Regions from separate parts of the Homo sapiens genome. Here region 2 is linked to region 1. Evidence: chromatin loops called from intact Hi-C (ENCODE). Cell type or tissue: Caco-2. All regions are shown on one strand. Links, peaks and the distances in the headings refer to the core of each region. The heading gives the core; the rest is flanking DNA. Region 1 overlaps IQGAP2 (IQ motif containing GTPase activating protein 2). Region 2 overlaps IQGAP2 (IQ motif containing GTPase activating protein 2).

The links. A loop is a pair of places that touch in the nucleus more often than their neighbours do. Peaks named below come from ENCODE experiments on the same cell type or tissue, not always from the same donor. Only the 100,000 strongest peaks of a DNase experiment are listed, where the experiment ranks them.
Region 2: it touches region 1 in a loop (7-fold over the local background); 2 of 110 quality-filtered maps call a loop at or near these places.

What each region holds. Positions count from the first base shown.
Region 1 is chr5:76,509,439-76,518,266 of GRCh38, reverse strand. All of the region lies in intron 2 of IQGAP2 (IQ motif containing GTPase activating protein 2), which reads right to left. It also overlaps the pseudogene SRXN1P1. Among named protein-coding and RNA genes, the nearest start is that of F2RL2, 110 kb to the left of the region's middle. In Caco-2, for the core only: no CTCF peak of the experiment used is centred there; a DNase peak (open chromatin) is centred at 3,826.
Region 2 is chr5:76,454,739-76,463,566 of GRCh38, reverse strand. IQGAP2 (IQ motif containing GTPase activating protein 2) reads right to left here. Exons shown (of 36, transcript NM_006633.5): 2 at 1,898-1,997. Among named protein-coding and RNA genes, the nearest start is that of IQGAP2, 56 kb to the right of the region's middle. In Caco-2, for the core only: no CTCF peak of the experiment used is centred there; a DNase peak (open chromatin) is centred at 5,413.

The sequences.
Region 1 (8,828 bases), core at 447-8,446:
TCTTGGGCCGGGTGTGGTGGCTCACACCTGTAATTCCAGCACTTTGGGAGGCCGAGGTGAGCAGATCACCTAAGGTCAGGAGTTTGAGACCAGCCCGGCCAACATGGTGAAACCCCGTCTCTACTAAAAAAATACAGAAAAATTACCTGGGCATGGTGGTGCGTGCCTGGTGGTCCCAACTACTTGGGAGGCTGAGACAGAAGAATCTCTTGAACCCAGGAGGCGGAGGTTGCAGTGAGCTGAGATCATGCCACTGCACTCCAGCCTGGGTGATAGAGCAAGACTCTTGTCTCAAAAAATAAATAAAATAAAATAAACGTCTTTATTTCGTAAATTGCCCAGTCTCAGGTATGTCTTTATCGGCAGCGTGAAAATGGACTAATACAGTCCCCTTATAAAAGCAGCAGCCCTACCATCTTAGTGAGTTCCTACTCTAAAATAGGTGCTTTAGATAGGTTTTCATTTAACCCTTACAACAGCTCATTTTCCAGGTAAGGATGTAATTCAACAATCGCATACTCGTATGCGATGGATCTAACTTCTAGTTGTTGCTACCCAACTCTCTTCCCAATTCCCAACTCCTCTGGTGAACTTACAAGAAATGAAAAACTTCTGCTTTACAGTGTCTTTCTTATATACTTACTTTTTTTTTTTTTTTTTTTGAAACAGGGTCTCACTTTGTCACCCAGGCTAGTGTGCAGTGGCACATTCACAGCTCACTGCAGCCTCAACCTCAAGCGATCCTCCCAACTCAGACTCATGAGTAACTAAGACTACAGGAATGCGTGCTACTTAACATTTTAAGCAGTTCTAGAAATAGAACATTAGAATGTAAAACCAGGTAAACACGTTACTGTTATTTGCATGAATCTGTATGATTATGAATTGAAGAGTTGAATGCAGTTAGAAGGAACAAAAATTGGGGCAATGGTGAGTGGGTTTAAAAGGAATATATGAGTTGGTACTTATCTCCCTGAGATCACATCCCATGGATGATGCATATTTACATGTGTGTGCACGTATGTATCTGATGATATATAAAGTAAAAAAATATTTTGAACTATGGCATATGAGATCCTGAATGTACTTCCTTTTATACTTTAAGTGTTAACCTGACTCAGGGGAAAAAATGTATTTAGTTTTCCTTGGCAGATTGAGTAGACAATCAGAATTACTACTGACTACCAGTAGTTGGTCTCTGGCTCCTGGTTTTCTTTTGATAGCTCTCTTACCGACTGTTAATTTCTACCTTCAGCTGCTTTGGAACTCCACATTGACAGGAAAGGGGGCCACTATCTTGCCTTCTAGATATATTACTTTAAAACAAGTACTTACAAATGGAGTGTCTTTATCAATTTTTAAAATACAATGTTTTCTGGCATGAAAAATAAAATTTTTTAAGTTAAGATAGCAGCTAGTCTTTGGAAAGCAAGCAGACATGCAAAAGGGAACATATACCTTTCTTCTCTGTGAAGCACATAACTTGCAAAGAAAATCCATGTGTAAATTTTCAAAGATCCAATTCACACATGTTCAACCGTCAGTTAACATCTGTGGCTATTTTCTGCTCTATTTTCTGCTCTAGTTAAAGCACTAGAATTCTTTAGACAAGTTTCCATCATGTATTCCGGCAACCCCCTCCCCCAACACACGCACATACTCAAACACATCTTTTCTCTAAAGTTCCTTATATTTGGAGTTTCTCTGAACAATTAATGTTTCTATTATCCTGGAGAATTAAGAAATAACTTTTAATTCAACTATAATCCAGTATGAACTTGAAAAAAATATGCCATCAGCTACTGTTGGAAGGCAAACATCACAAGTTGACTTAAGTTTTGTTATAGCTTGATGATTTTTATAAGTGAAACAAATACAAAAGCTTAAAAAGTATGTCCACCTGAAATCTTAATAGGATGCTTATCTTTCCTCAAAACAGTAAAACATACTGAAACAACCTAATATTTTAAGAATGGTTCGGGCAACCACATTACATTATAGATTTATATTAAGTTTATAGTCAACTAAAATCTTAAGCCTATTTTCTGCATATTATTATTAAACTATACTTCCTTTTAAAAAGATCATCCCTGGCTGGGTGTAGTAGCTCATGCCTGTAATCTCAGAACTCTGGGAGGCTGAGGCGGGAGGATTGCTTAAGCCCTGGAGTTCTAGACAGCCTGGACAACATGGCAAAACCCCGTCTCTGTAAAAAACACAAACATTATCCAGGCATGGTGGCACACGCATAGTCCCAGCTACTCAAGAGGCTGAAGTGGAACAATTGCTTGAGCCTGGGAGGTCAAGGCTGCAGTGAGCCATGATCTCGCCATTGCACTCCAGCCTGGGTAACAGAGTAAGACTCTATCTCAAAAAAAAAAAAAAAAAAAAAAAGATCACCCCCTTGTTCCTCAATGAGGACATTTATATATCTAAATCCACTTCTGACTTTCCTGCTGATATTTTTCTTGACCTTCATTTTTAAAGAATAAAAAGAAAACAAAACAAAAAAACTACTTTATTTTTCTAAAAGCACAGTATATGCAGTATTTGGAGTTTTGCCGTTTCACATCTGGACATCTCTCAAGCTGAAATTCAACTTGGTGAAATGTGCTTTACTTAAACAATTTTTAAAGCAAATAAGAAACAAATTTGTTCCTATAGATGCACTTCTTTATCTCCTTCTCACCTCTGTCCTTAAGTCATATTCTTTCAAGTCAACTACTTTTCTTCAAGCTGAACTCTTAAATGCTAGAGGCAATAACTGAGTTGCTAAATATTTCTACTTCATCTCCCCTTTTACTTAAGATAAAGAAAAAGACTTAATGGATATATGCAACTCATTTTCACTTACTTGAAAATCTTTTACTGGAATTAAGCCACAAAAGGTTAAAAAAGAAAACTCCAGGAGAAAAATCGCTTGATAAAATAGTCACCAGATTCCTCAATCTTCAAAGAATGTAAAACAGTGATCAAAACAACAGCATCATTTAAATATTTTCAATCTTCTAAAAGGAAAAATAGGTAAAGGCAACCCTTTGTCATGTAACAAGCATGGTAAGCATGTGAAGAAGCATGATAAGTACGTGCCCTTCTTTTGCATGTGGTTAGATGTTTGACTGGTTTAAAATGTACTGGTTAAAACATATTAATACCAATCTAAACTCTTCATTCAATACATAGTAGAGCAGTCAAAGTAGGGCTACAAATCCCAAATATAATATGCCAGTGATCAAATACCAATAAATGAGAGCATTCTAATGTCAGAAACATATCAGCTATTGCACTGTACGTCACAATAACAGTCATATAGGCAATGAGTTTCTCTTCCATTTCACCTAATAGCAGAGCTCTGGATAGACTGAGAACACAGACACACTGAATTCAGCTGAATGCATTTTTCAAGGACCCACTGTATTAAAAGCACTCCAGGTGATTCAAAAACCAAGGTGGAGGGAAAACAGTCTTAGTCTTAACCATCAGGTAACCTACAGTCCAACTGAGGGGGAGGGGGAGGCAAGTACAACGTGATGTTTAATGCAAGAGTGTCTGAACAAATGTCAACAAGCTACAAACAACATACTATGATAGAGGTCACTTCTGATTTCAATGACTGCTTCTAACGAGATTTCAGAGAGGACAGACCACGTGATGCAGGTGATGGAGAAACCGAGGAGGGAGAGTAGCATGAACAAAGGTTTTTCCCCAGGGGAATGATAGACTCAGGACTCCATTTCAGGAAGATTAATCTGATGGCAGGAGGTAGGACAGGCTGGGAGTGGGTAGACCAAACGTAAGCAGCTAGCATGCTGGCAGCTGGAATGGGAGAGAGAAAACAGATAAGGAAAAGCTCATCCACAGAGCTAGCAAAATATCAAGTGTGCCATCAAGGACAGTGGAATTTTTACCATGATTGATGTCTTGTGGCCTGGGGTCAGTAATTTTAAAAATGAAGGGAATCCTGCCTGTAATCCTAGCACTCTGGAAGGCCAAGGTGAGTAGATCACTTGAGGTCAGGAGTTCAAGACCAGCCAGGCCAACATGGTGAAACCCCGTCTGTATTAAAAATACAAAAATTAGCCGGTTGTGTTGATGGGTGCCTGTAATCCCATCTACTCGGGAAGCTGAGGCAGGAGAATCACTTGAACCCAGGAAGCAGAGGTTGCAGTAAGCTGAGATCATCATGCCACTGCACTCCACCCTGGGTGACAGAGCAAGACTCCGTCTCAAAAAAAAAAAAAAAAAAAAAAAAAAAGGCAACAAATAGACTTTTGAGCAGTTTTAGGTTTACAGGAAAATTAAAAGAAAAGTACAGGATTTCCGTATAGCCCCTCACCTATGCCCATTAATGTCTTACATTAGTGTGGAGCATTTGTTACAATGGATGAGCCAATATCCATATGTTATTAATAACTATAATCCATAGTTCATGTGATGGCTCACTGTTGGTGTTGCACATTCTGTATTTTGATGAATGTATAATCCACTATGACAGTATCATCCAGAATAGTTTCACATTCCTAAAAATCCTCCATGCTCCACCTATTCATCCCTCCCTCCCCTTAGCCCTTGGCAACCACTGATCCTTTTACTCTCTGTAGTTTTGCCTTTTCCACGGTGTCATGTACTTGGAATCATACCATATGTAGCCTTTTCAGCCTTAGCTTCTTTTGGATGGCCCAATAGCTTCCACTAACTCTTTCACTGTGGCAAATCAATATTTCTGTGGCTTATATGGAACATGGGAAGTTACTGAACTTCAATGTCATAAGTGTGTTTTATAAGGAATTCTAGGAATTTTATACATATACGCAAACTAGTTTAAGTGTTTGAATTATGCCAGATTTTACCACTGTTCAAGATCATCATCCCTATCAAGAGTGGTGTTTTGGTGGCAGACAGACCTGGTTCAGACCCAGAGCTTTCCCTTCCTGCTCTGGTCTTGATCTTTGAAATCTCAAGGGTTCTTAAAAATGTATTTTGGGGAAAATGCCATGTTCCTCAAAGGAGTGCTGTAAGGACTGACTGTGATAATATGCCTAAAATATTTAGCACAGTACTTGGCACAGAAAGAGTACACAATAAATGGTAACTATTAATGTTTCATGATCTCTGTAAGCCTTCTACCAATGAAAAAGCATTTAAAACTAGCCAAGGCCACGAAAGTGCAAAAGTAACATTTCTTTTCTTTTTTCTTTTTTTTTTTCTTTTTGAGACAGACTCTGACTCTGTCACCCAGGCTGGAGTGCAGTGGCACAATCTCAGCTCACTGCAACCTCCACCTACTAGGTTCAAGCGATTCTCCTGCCTCAGCCTCCTGAGTAGCTGGGATTACAGGCGTGCGCCATCATGCCCAGCAAATTTTTGTATTTTTGGTAGAGATGGGGTTTTGCCATGTTGGCCAGGCTGGTCTCGAACTACTGACCTCGTGATCTGCCTGCCTCGGCCTCCCAAAGTGCTGGGATTACAGGCGTGAGCCACCGCGCCCAGCCCCAAAAGTAACATTTCTAAAAACTCATACATAGTATATAGTTGATAGAGGCAAAACATTGCAGTCATTGGAAATACTTTTTTCTGAAAATTGTAATTTGATAGACTGTCTAAAAATCTGTAAACTTCCACATCCTCAGTTGCCACTAGGTAACATCTGAGAAGCACTCCAGTCTCACTATAGTACTAATTAGCTTTTCCCCTGTCTAATTCAATAGATAGTATCACACTTCAGAGTTTGGTTTCTTTACAGACTGACACCAATAAGCCCAAGTTATCTCTTAAAGATCACCAATAGAGAAAGCAATTAAAAGGTTTTGATTTCATGGAATCAAAAGTTTAGCTACTAAAGCAGAAAGGTTAGCACGTGTAAACTTGGTGCAGAGAAGGATCATGAACTCGTGAAGCTCCCAATCCTCCTAAGGTTTTAAATTTTCCTTCTCAAGATACAAAAGCCTTATACAAAGTCTGAGTTCCACACTTTCAATGTGTCTTACGATCTGTTTTTGGATGCCCAAGTAACTTCTTGGGATAGGATTCTGGACCCTCTTCTTTAATAGTAAATTCTGTATTTTGGCTAATAATCAAGCTCCACTAGAGTTTCTGTCTTCAAATAGTTTGTCTTTCAAACTCTGACACACCCCTATCTCTCAGTTTCCCTGTTACTGCAATATGAGAATAAGAATTAGAATCCATCTCCAAAGTACCCTGGAGACAATCTGCAATGTAATATAATCTTGACCTAAGGATACTGATGAAAGGACTATATGCCAATTGTCTGTATAAAACTCATTTAAGGCCTGGCGCGGTGGCTCACGCCTGTAATCCCAGCACTTTGGGAGGCCGAGGCGGGCGGATCACGAGGTCAGGAGATCGAGACCATCCTGGCTAAAACGGTGAAACCCCGTCTCTACTAAAAATACAAAAAATTAGCCGGGCGTAGTGGCGGGCGCCTGTAGTCCCAGCTACTCGGGAGGCTGAGGCAGGAGAATGGTGTGAACCCGGGAGGCAGAGCTTGCAGTGAGCCGAGATCGCGCCACTGCACTCCAGCCTGGGCGACAGAGCGAGACTCCGTCTCAAAAAAAAAAAACAAAACAAAACAAAACAAAAAAAAACTCATTTAAGAAAGACACTTCCTTTTTTTGTTTAAATGGGATTCCAGTTTTATTTCAGGAGGCAGTGTGCCAGTCTCAGTAGATGGAACATGACTGGTCTACTCAACCAATACAACTCTGTTCCCTACTGTCTTAACTTTCTTCACAGCTACAGGTGCAGTGGTAGCTAGCTCAGGCCAAGGGCACCTAAGTGAAAATCTGCAGGAGGAGAGAGCAGGAAACAGGTTTCTGACAGAAGTTTTACTTTTTGATAGAAGTTGACAGGTCCAGCGAGCTTGGCCCTTCTTCTTCCCCCACTCCTTTTGTCCTTGATCACAGACATGATTCTTGGAGACATGGCAGCCATCTTGTGACCATGAAGTAACAAGCAAATGAGGGCAAGGCAAAAGGATCTCGGAGATGTGACCCCTACCATCACACAGCTGTTGAACCAATACCATTAGCCACCCATCTCTGGAATTCATGCTATGTGGAAAAACAAACTTGTTTGTTTAAACCATCGCAACCAAGGTTTTCCTTTCCTTATGGCAGAATGTAGTCCATATAATAGGGTTATATAAAGACAAAAATGCAGTAGGATCCTTGTTCCTGGGAATGTGGAGCCAGCAGCATGTGGCTCTGCAAGCCCATCTCTGTTCTCCTTTCATTCTCTCAATAATGCTTCATGGGTAAGGCCATGATCCAACTGTCATAGATGTTGGAACTGAGGCTCCCACACTGTTCAGCATGAGTCCAAGGCCTTGCAGCTGGTGAGAGGGGTGCCCAGAGTGAGACCCTCCCCACAGGTGCAAAGAGAATGCATCCCTGCTATCCCTTCTGGAAGGCCCAGCCTGCTGGAGGCCAGGTGTGTCTTCTGGGCTCTTGGAGGTGGGGGCAGGTGCCAAGGAGGTGGTTACTGCAAGTCTGGTGTGGGTGCCCCCAGGTACACCCTTAGGTCCGAGAGGGTGAAATGGACAAGCTTGGCAGTCTGGCTGCAGCTGCTGCTAGGCTGTTTAGCGGTGGCAGTCCCCAAAGGAGTAGAAGTAGTCACCTCCCTGGGCCCCTCTGATCTAGAGGACATCGATGGCACACTGTCTGGGTCCTTCCAGATCGTGTCCATGAGACTCTATACCTTGGCGGGGTCCAGCACAGATGGCAGCAGCCAGATGAGCACCACGGGAGATGCAGCCTGAGTGGATCCTGCCACCTGTGTGCTGCTGCCTGGCCCGGGACCCTCAGGCGCCACCCCTGCCTGTATGGGCCCTGCACCGTCATCACTGCATCCCCCAAGAAAGACACATCTTTATTGCAGTTGCTAATACTATATTGGAAAACCTTCTTAATGATCCAATAACATTCAACAAGGTTAAAAATAAAAATTAAGACCAGGCACAGTAGCTCATGCCTATAATTCCAGCATTTTGGGAGGCTGAGGCGGGTGGATCATCTGAGGTCAGGAGTTCGAGACCAGCCTGGCCAACATGGCAAAACTCCATCTCTACCAAAAATACAAAAATTAGCCGGGCATGGTGGCGGGTGCCTGTAATCCCAGCTACTCAGGAGGCCGAGGCAGGAGAATAACTTGAATCCAGGAGGCGGAGTTCACAGTGAGCTGAGATTGAGCTGCTGTACTCCAGCCTGGGTGACAGAGTGAGACTATCTCAAAAAACTAAAAAACAAACAAAAAAAAAAAAAAAAGAAAGAAAATTAATCATTTAAATCTATTCAGTGTGAAAAGGAGCTCTCTAAATATTGTTTCCCATAATTTTAAGATATGGAAAACTATTAGCAGCTCTTAGGAAATGTTGGGTGGGAAGAAAGTTTTATTATTCATTCTGCCCACAGGTACACCCTTAGGTCCAGGAGGGTGACTATCTACTAAGGGTAAAAGTACTACGGATACTTTTCTCATGTTCTGTCCTATGACCCATCTCTGCCCTCAGGATACTCCCAAGTCTAGACATAAAGACAGTTTAAAAAGGACAAGGAATCTGGGCACAGTGGCTCACACCTGTAATCCCAGCACTTTGGGAGGCCAAGGCAGGAGGATCACGAGGTCAAGAGATTGAGGCCATCCTGGCTAACATGGTGAAACCCCATCTCTACTAAAAATACAAAAAAAAATTAGCCGGGCATGGTGGCAGGCACCTGTAGTCTACTCGGGAGGCTGAGGCAGAAGAATGGCGTGAAACCGGGAGGCGGAGCTTGCAGTGAGCCGAGACTGCACCACTACACTCCAGCCTG
Region 2 (8,828 bases), core at 515-8,514, 55 kb after region 1:
GAGAAAACTTTGCTTATGTTATCACCATAAACCTGACTGGCACTATAGCTTACAGAATACTTTCACCTTCTTTAAATGATTTTTTAAAAATCCTTGAATCCATGAATAAGTAGGGCAATAAGTAACATCATCTTGATTGTCTCATTTACAGAGGGGACAAATTGAACTTCCCACAGGTAAAATGGTCTGTGGAAGGTCAAGCTGCTTGTGTAAGTGGTGGAGCTGGGACCAGGAAGTTAGGCAAACCAACTCCCAATCACATATCATTTTCCTCTACATGACACCCCTTCCCACTTGTTAAAAACAGGAGGCAAAAACAAAATGTAAAGTGAGTATCAATAGAAAAGTAAGTTTTTCTACTATCTCCTTGAACTTATTCACTGAAAGTATATTTTTTCTTTTCTTTTTCTTTCTTTCTTTTCCTTTTTTTTTTTTTTTTTTTTAAAGACAGCGTCTCACTCTGCCACCCAGGCTGGAGTGCAGCAGCCCGATCTCAGCTCACTGCAGCCTCCACCTCCCAGGCTCAAGTGATCCTCCCACCTTAGCCTCAGGAGTGGTTGGGACCACTTCTTTCTAATGCCTATGAATCAATCTCCTTATCTAACTTTTTTGCGACAACTTGACTAAAAGCATGTTTTTAATGATCTTAGACTGATAGTGAATCGCTAGCATCCTGCAACCTAACTGTAGACTTCACAGACATGTTAAACAATCTTTAAAACTTGGTTTTTAGAGCCTAAAGAAAGTTACGTGACACTACTAAAATATTAAACAACTCTGAGAAACCCCTTGAAAGCAATTTTGATGTCAAATTAGGGCATGTGTCACCAAAATACTGATTAAAAACCTCATCATTCTAGTTCTGTAGATAGCCATTCATCAGTGATCAGAGATAATTAACACCAGTGACCATTTAACCAAGTATTTATTTCTATATAGCTAAGAGGGCTGGAACATATCTTTGTCCAGGGAACAATACTGTCGCTCCACCCTGGCATAAAGCATTCAATCAAACTCTAACTCATGGTATATGAACTCTGTAGTATTCACCCCACAAAGGATAAAGTTCTCTCAATTCCTCTCATGAGGAAAGTATTTGCACTTAGGACTCTTTATCTTCACTTTCTCCTTGGAGAACGCAACATTTATTTAATCTAAAAAGCCTAAAAGAGTCAATGTGATTTTAGAGACAATATACCCTAAGTGGCCACACACCCACGGTTTAAAGAGGAGATTGCTGTCATAAACCTACTTAGGGACTGATGGACTTCAGTCTGATATGCCACTGTCCTGCTGGGCATTTATCATCATTGGGCTGCGAGTGGGGAAAAGACCCAAGGAAGCTCTGCGGAAAAAGGAAGTTGATTTAAGTCATTGTTGCTCCTCTACATCCAAGCCAGTGAGATGAAGAATTTGAAACAATCTGCAGTTGGCCCCGTGATTTCCTGGGAGGCTCCGAGGCAGGGAAATGAATAGTTGCCTTCCTCCTAGTGCCTCAACTTTGGCTGTGGCATCAACTTTTTCTCAACTCTGCCCAACCATTTGCAAGAAATAGATGCTTCTTCTCCCATTATCCTGCTGCCAACAAGACTGCAAATGAGTTATTAGAACTATGTAGCATATGCACAGGAGTGTGATGTGCACCCAGCTGTGACTCAGGAGTGGAGCAGAGTGTGGAGGGGTCATCCCCTAGCCCACTGGCCTCCTGGCATGGGAGGTTTGGCCAAATCTAAATCACTGAGTGCAGGCAAGAATCTCTCCCTGGCCATCTCCAACTACGACAACTCTTTAGAATTGCTGGCCCATTTCAGAACCCTCTGGTCATCAAATCCCACGCCCTTATCACAAAGCTTATCTCCAAGAGATGGTGCACAAATAGACTAAGTCTGGATCTTACCTTTTGGCTTCCTCTAAGTGGCACAGATATTCATAAGCAATGTTCTGCCGCCTCCTCTCATCCATCTCCTCTGCAGAGAGCCTTTCATCGTCCACAATAGCTAGAAATAGAGGATAACAACATGTGATTTACAAAGGCAGTCTTCATTAAACACCTGAGACAATCAATCAGAAAAAAATCATATGCAGCTGAACATTTAACATTCAGAGACAGGAGTATTGAAACACCAGGCAGAGAGAGAAATTTGCCTTTGGATTTTACAATATCATTTCTTTTCCTTTATTTTTATTTTTTTTTTTTTTGAGACAGGAACTGGCACTGTCACCCAGGCTGGAGTGCAGTGGTGCCATCATGACTTACTGCAACCTCAGCCTCCTGGGCTCAAGCAATCTTCTCACCTCAGCCTCCCAAGTAGCTGGGACTACAGGCACACGCCACCACACTTGGCTAGTTTTTTTATTTTTACAGTATTATTTCTAACAAGTGAATCAAGGCCAGGTGCGGCGGCTCACGCCTGTAATCCCAGCACTTTGGAAGGCTGAGGTGGGCGGATCACAAGGTCAGGAGATCCAGACCATCCTGGCTAACACGGTGAAACCCCATCTCTACTAAAAATACAAAAAATTAGCCAGGTGTGGTGGGGGGCACCTGTAGTCCCAGCTACTTGGGAGGCTGAGGCAAGAGAATCAGGAGAATCACTTGAACCTGGGAGGTGGAGGTTGCAGTGAGCCAAGATTGTGCCACTGTACTCCACCCTGGGCGATAGAGTTAGACTCAGTCTCAGGGAAAAAAAAAAAAAAAAAAAAAAAGCAGTGTGCAAACGGGCAGGAGCTTCCATGGATGTCCTCATCCTTGTCCCATCCCCCTTCCTACCACTCCCAATTTTCCATTGTGGCTCCATTCCTTGAACATGGAGACCTCACCCCACAGCATTGATACCAACGGGTGTCAACAAAGATTGACATGTGTCAAAAACATTTTCTTTTTCTTTAATAAACTCAGTCCAATCTAAACTTTAAAACTGAGCTCTCACATTTCAGAAAAGTACAGAAGCTCTCAATCTTCCTCTGCACCTCCATTGCGAGAGTCCAGGTCTTAATGTCTCTCCCATAAAACTCTCAGAACAGGTCTAGTCACTCAGCCACTACCCCTTTTCCACTCATTCTCCCCATGGCCAACAGAAGCGTCTTCCTTATTACTTCCCCTCTCAAAACTTTTGATGGCTCCCCTATTTCCTACAGAACAAGTTCTAGAGCACTTTGCATCTCCCCACATCCAGGAAGCCCACACTTTAGCCAGAGCTCCCAGGCAGCACCGTGTTCCAGGACCACACCACTCCCTCCAACGCTGAGTGCTTCTGCTCCACCCTTCTCTCTGCCTGGAAAGCCATTCTCCCACCTTCTGCAGGTGGTGCCTTTCACATCATCTCAGGCAAAATTCCATGGATCTCTGAATCTAAATCCATTGGCTCTCCTTGGCACTTTAGTTCACATTTTTATTACATCACTCATCAGAAAAGCCCCCCACTGTAAATCAGTCTGTCTGTCTCTCCAAACTAGGGGATCCTTAGAGGAAGCTTTTGATCATCTTCATGTCTCCTGCCAATTTGTCAGGGCTCCTTGCACATAGATAGCACTCTGCGCGTACAGAAAAACTACCTTCCAGTGAATCCTCACTAAGTGAGCTCATCATTACTCCATAATGAATAGACTTTAAAAATTATAATTTTTAGGCCAGGCACGGTGGCTCACGCCTGTAATCCCAGCACTTTGGGAGGTCGAGGCAGGCAGATTACTGAGTCAGGAGTTCCAGACTAGCCTGGGCAACATGGTGAAATCCCATCTCTACTAAAAATACAAAAATTAGCCAGGCGCGGTGGTAATCCCAGCTGTAATCCCAGCTACTCAGGAGGCTCAGGCAGGAGAATCGCTTCAACCCAGGAGGCGGAGGTTGCAGTGAGCTGAGATGGCACCACTGCACTCCAGCCTAGGTGACAGTATGAGACTCTGTCTCAAAAAAAAAGTTATATTTCTTTCCCTGTGTTTTCTTAAATGATACCTGCCACACTCACATACCATCACCTAATCCTCCATCTCTACTGTTCTGAACAGTTAATCCCCAAGATACCTCATGATTTCCAGTTTCTCTTTTTAATTTCAGCTTAAAGACTTTCCCATTTCTGACAGGATATTTTCATTTTATAGTAAGTACTTCAGAAACAGTAAGGTTTGGATCCAAAATAAAACTCCTAGTGGGAGCCCATGTGCTTGTCACACCATCCCCAACTTGGAAGAGTGGGCACTGGAGTCACATTAAAAAGGCGGTGCTCTCCCCATCTTTCCTATGCTGCTGCACCCTTCCGGCCTCAACTAACCCCCCAGCAGAAGACAGAAGCCCCAGCAGAACCCCGTCCCTCGGCCTCTGCCCACAACTGCCTCCACAAACCATGCAATATTGTACCAGCCCAGGACAGCTGCTGAGGGGCTCCCAAACTCTGTTATCATCCTGTCCAAATAAGAGATTTTACTTAATGTGTGAATTAAAATACACACCCACAAAGCTTTAAATTGCAATTGCAACATATTGACCCCATCTAGTGGGATCCTACCTATCTTCCAGGCTTGACCCAGTGGGCACTTTTCTTCCCAAAGTCTTCCTGATTGTCTCAGCTCAAAATGCCCTCCTATCCTGCTTTGGTTAACAGTAAACTCCTAGAAGACGTATTTGTGTCCTCATGGTGCCCAGCACACCTCCCTGCACAGGCTGCATGCTCTGTAAAAATATATGATGAAAAAATAAAATATCTTATCGGGAAAGGCTCCCAAAGGGCTCCAAAATATCTCTGTGAGGTAATTTTATTTATTTACACTCAATAAGAGTATGATCATTAATGGAGCAAAGATAGCACCATTCTGTGGACTTTACTCAACTAATGTTCAATTCGTAGGTTCTATGTGCCACATGTGAGTCAAAGCACCAGACACAGGGTAATAAGTATAAAAAATGTGTACCCTCATGGGACTTCCTTGTACATACCCATTCCTTGCCTTCTGACCTTCTGCCTGGCCCACTGACTTTCTAACTACACACACTTTGGCCTCACCTTCCTTGAATGGGAGAGAACACCTTTCATAATCTACTGTCAAATTGTAAGTCTAGGAAGGTTAGGGAATTTGAGAAAATCTTAACAGCAAAAGCAAGTCCTTCTGGGCCACAGAGACTGCCTGCAAATATTTCTGCATTACTCAATATTTACTAAGTAGTGGCTTTTGATAAGAACCACTGGCATGGATAATAACACTGTCATTTAAAGATCCATCATGGAGCTAATAAAATAATTCACTTAAGATGTGGCTTTACTGCCTATAAAGGACGTTTCCATATGTTACTGTGTGGTTCTGTGGTTCTCATGATCACCCTCAGAGATAGGCATTATCTCTTTCCTATAAATGAGGAAACCAAAGTCAAGCAAGGGAAAGGGACTGCCCACAGCTATTTGCTGGGTCAATGGTAAAGCCAGGGCCGGAACTAAGGTCTGTCAACATTGCAGCCCTTATTCTTTGCCCAGTACCTCCTGCTGTTAAATCTAAGTGGGCCCAGGAAGGGACTTGTCACTGCCAAGCCCAAGAAGCAGGTCATTTAAGTGGCTTCAAAATTCTTTTCATTTTAAAGTAACTTGATTAACTGCAACCTCCACAGTTCATCTTTACTTGCTGCCGTGAACCACAAAAAACATGAGGACATTGTGAAGAACACAGCTTTCTGATGTATTAGCAACTCACAAAATACCACTTGCAGCATCAGATGACAGTTCAAAGCAATTGCATTCTATGAAAATTACACAATAAGGCTTATTCACAGATTCAAGGAGCAGAATGAAAGCAAGTTGTTAGAGAGTATTTTGAAATAGAAGTATAAATTAGAAATGAAAGGGTCCTTTAGGAGTCCATTTCCCAAAGAACACGTACAAAATCCAATGTAAAAATAGCCCAAAATCTACCTAATTCAATAAGGAGTTGACATGGTCGCTGTTTAATTTCCCCTATTCTCTACCTGCTACCTTCACACAGAGACACCAAGGCCACCATACACTTTGTATTAAAATTCACTCATTTGTTCAACAAACATTTGAGTGGCTGCTTGGTGCCAGTTTATTATGGAGATGGAACACAAAGTGATGAATATGACTCAAAAGGTCTCTCAAAGTTTTTATTAAACAATTGAAAGTTTGGCATAATTACGAAATGCTTAGATTTGAGGGATATATTGAAGGGAGGGTTGGCAAGAGGCCCCAAAACCAGGGCTTGGAATCTGTTCTGTAATAGGGTATTATTTAGGGTGTTTCTCTTCAAGGAAAAGCAGAAAACCAGGAATTACCAATTCATAGAAATATGTCCGGCTGGGGTAGCTCCCACCACTTTGGGAGGCCAAGGTGAATGAATCCCTTGAGTTCAGGAGTTTGAGACTAGCATGGGCAACATGGTGAAGCCCCATCTCTACAAAAAAATACAAAAAATTGGCTGAGTGTGGTGGTGCAAGCCTATAGTCTCAGCTACTCGGAAGGCTGAGGCAGGATTACTTGAGCCCATGAAGTGGAGGCTGCAGCAAACTATGATCGCGCCACTGTATTCCAGCCTGGGTGACAAAGCAAGACCCTGTCTCAAAAAAGAAAGAAAGAAAGAAAAAAATATGTCCACAATTTAGCATTTATTTTGTATTTTTAAAAATTTAACCTTTATTTATTTTCAGTAGAGAAAAGGTCTCACTATGTTACCCACGCTGGCCTTGAACTTACCCCTGAGCTCAAACAGTCCTCCAGTTTACGCCTCCCAAAGTGCTGGGATTACAGGAGTGAGCCATGGTGCCCAGCCTTAGCATTATAAATACACATTGTTATTCTATGTGTTTCAAAATTTCTACAAGGAATCCTAAGTATACTTGAATAGATAATTCATTTCAATTGTTCATTGAACCATCTTCTAAGAGTTGGGAACTGCTTTTATCTGGAAGAAAATACCTAAAAGGATATCTGCCCCCTCTCACAACTTAAAGAATAGTTATCAGAGATGGCATTTATACATCAAAGAACACACTAGAAGGAAGAGAACTGATTCCAAGACACTAAAACTGGGGTGGGAATGGGAGAATGGAATATAAAGATGAGAGAACCTAAAGTCCAAGATTTCAGGTAAGCTGATACCCTCTGTAAATTTGACCCGTGGTACATTCCTGCTTCATACCAGCTTCCAAAAGTATTTCACAACTGCTTAATCTTAAGCTTTAAAGGACTACATAATCAAACTTCCTTAAACTGAATTTTCTTTTGAAAAATAGGCAAACCCTAGGCCGAAGTTGTTAGTAAACCAATACGTATTCACAGGCACTCTAAAGAATCTGAAACGATGAAAGAGACTGCCACCCCCATGTTAAAAACATGGCTTCATCAAGACACTAAAATTATGAGACACTGAGCACAGGCCCTCGAGTCTCATCCATTTCTATATCCCTACCAAGGGCAAAAGAAATAATAGGTGCTTAGTAAAGGCTGCTGAATGGTGTGCTCAACTTTGTGCTTCAAGGCAGAGATGCTGTGTCCTTCCAAGTTTAGTCCTACGAAGTTTGCTGCTCTCATAATAGTCACACAAGATACTAAGGGCAGGGGAACTTTATGGAAAGCCTGCCTTCCACATCATTCCTGGAACTGTTCCCCCATGACACATTTCTAAGAACCTTCCAAAGTTATAAATCAACACACAACTTCAGAGGATATTCGGGTTAGACAAGGCTGTAAGCGACTATGGCCACCTACCATAATAACACAAAGCCCCAAATCTTCAAGTTTGGCATTAGAAGAATTTCCCAGGTGGAGAAGTGAGGGTAACTAACAGTGACAAGACAAGTTTACCAACAAGAGTTAGAGTTCCTGATTGGCTGCCAATACCCTCTTTGTTGCAGTGAGGTCACTAGGGCCTGGAATAGTTAAGAAGCTTGTCATAATTATGCAGGAAAATGGAGAGATAGTTTAGGCTTTACGAAAATAATTTATCCTTTTCTGCAAATATGCTTTCAATGTACATGGCATCAGGATCTACACATGAAAGAGGGTTCCTTAATCCCACTTTCATACAAAAGTCCCCACACTATTTTCATACTTACAAACATCTACTTAACACTTGTTGGTTTTGTTTGTTCTCTTTTTTTTTTTTTTTTTTTTTTGAGACAGAGTCTCGCTCTTGTTGCCCAGGCTGGAGTGCAGTAGTACGATCTTGGCTCACTGCAACCTCTGCCTCCTGGGTTCAAGCGATTCTCATGACTCAGCCTCTCAAGTAGCTGGGACTACAGGCATGCGCCACCATGCCAGGCTAAATTTTTTTTGTATTTTTAGTAGAGACAGGGTTTCACCAAGTTGGCCAGGCAGGTCTCAAACTCCTGACCTCCTGAGGGATGCCCACCTCAGCCTCCCAAAGTGCTGGGATTACAGGTGTGAGCCACTGCATCAGACTGTTCATTTGTTTTTAAACCAAGCCTGGGTCTCCAAACCCAGGATGTCTTTCCAGAATAGAAGAATTATTTATAAATTTCACACAAGAGAAAAATTCATTTGGTCCGCTGTGTAAATCTGAATAAGAATATCTAATTTCTTGCAAATCAAAACCAAAATGAGATACCATCTCACACCAGTTAGAATGGCAATCATTAAAAAGTCAGGAAACAACAGGTGCTGAAGAGGATGTGGAGAAATAGGAACACTTTTACACTGTTGGTGGGACTGTAAACTAGTTCAACCATTGTGGAAGTTAGTGTGGTGATTCCTCAGGGATCTAGAACTAGAAATACTATTTGACCCAGCCATCCCATTACTGGGTATATACCCAAAGGATTATAAATCATGCTGCTATAAAGACACATGCACACGTATGTTTATTGCGGC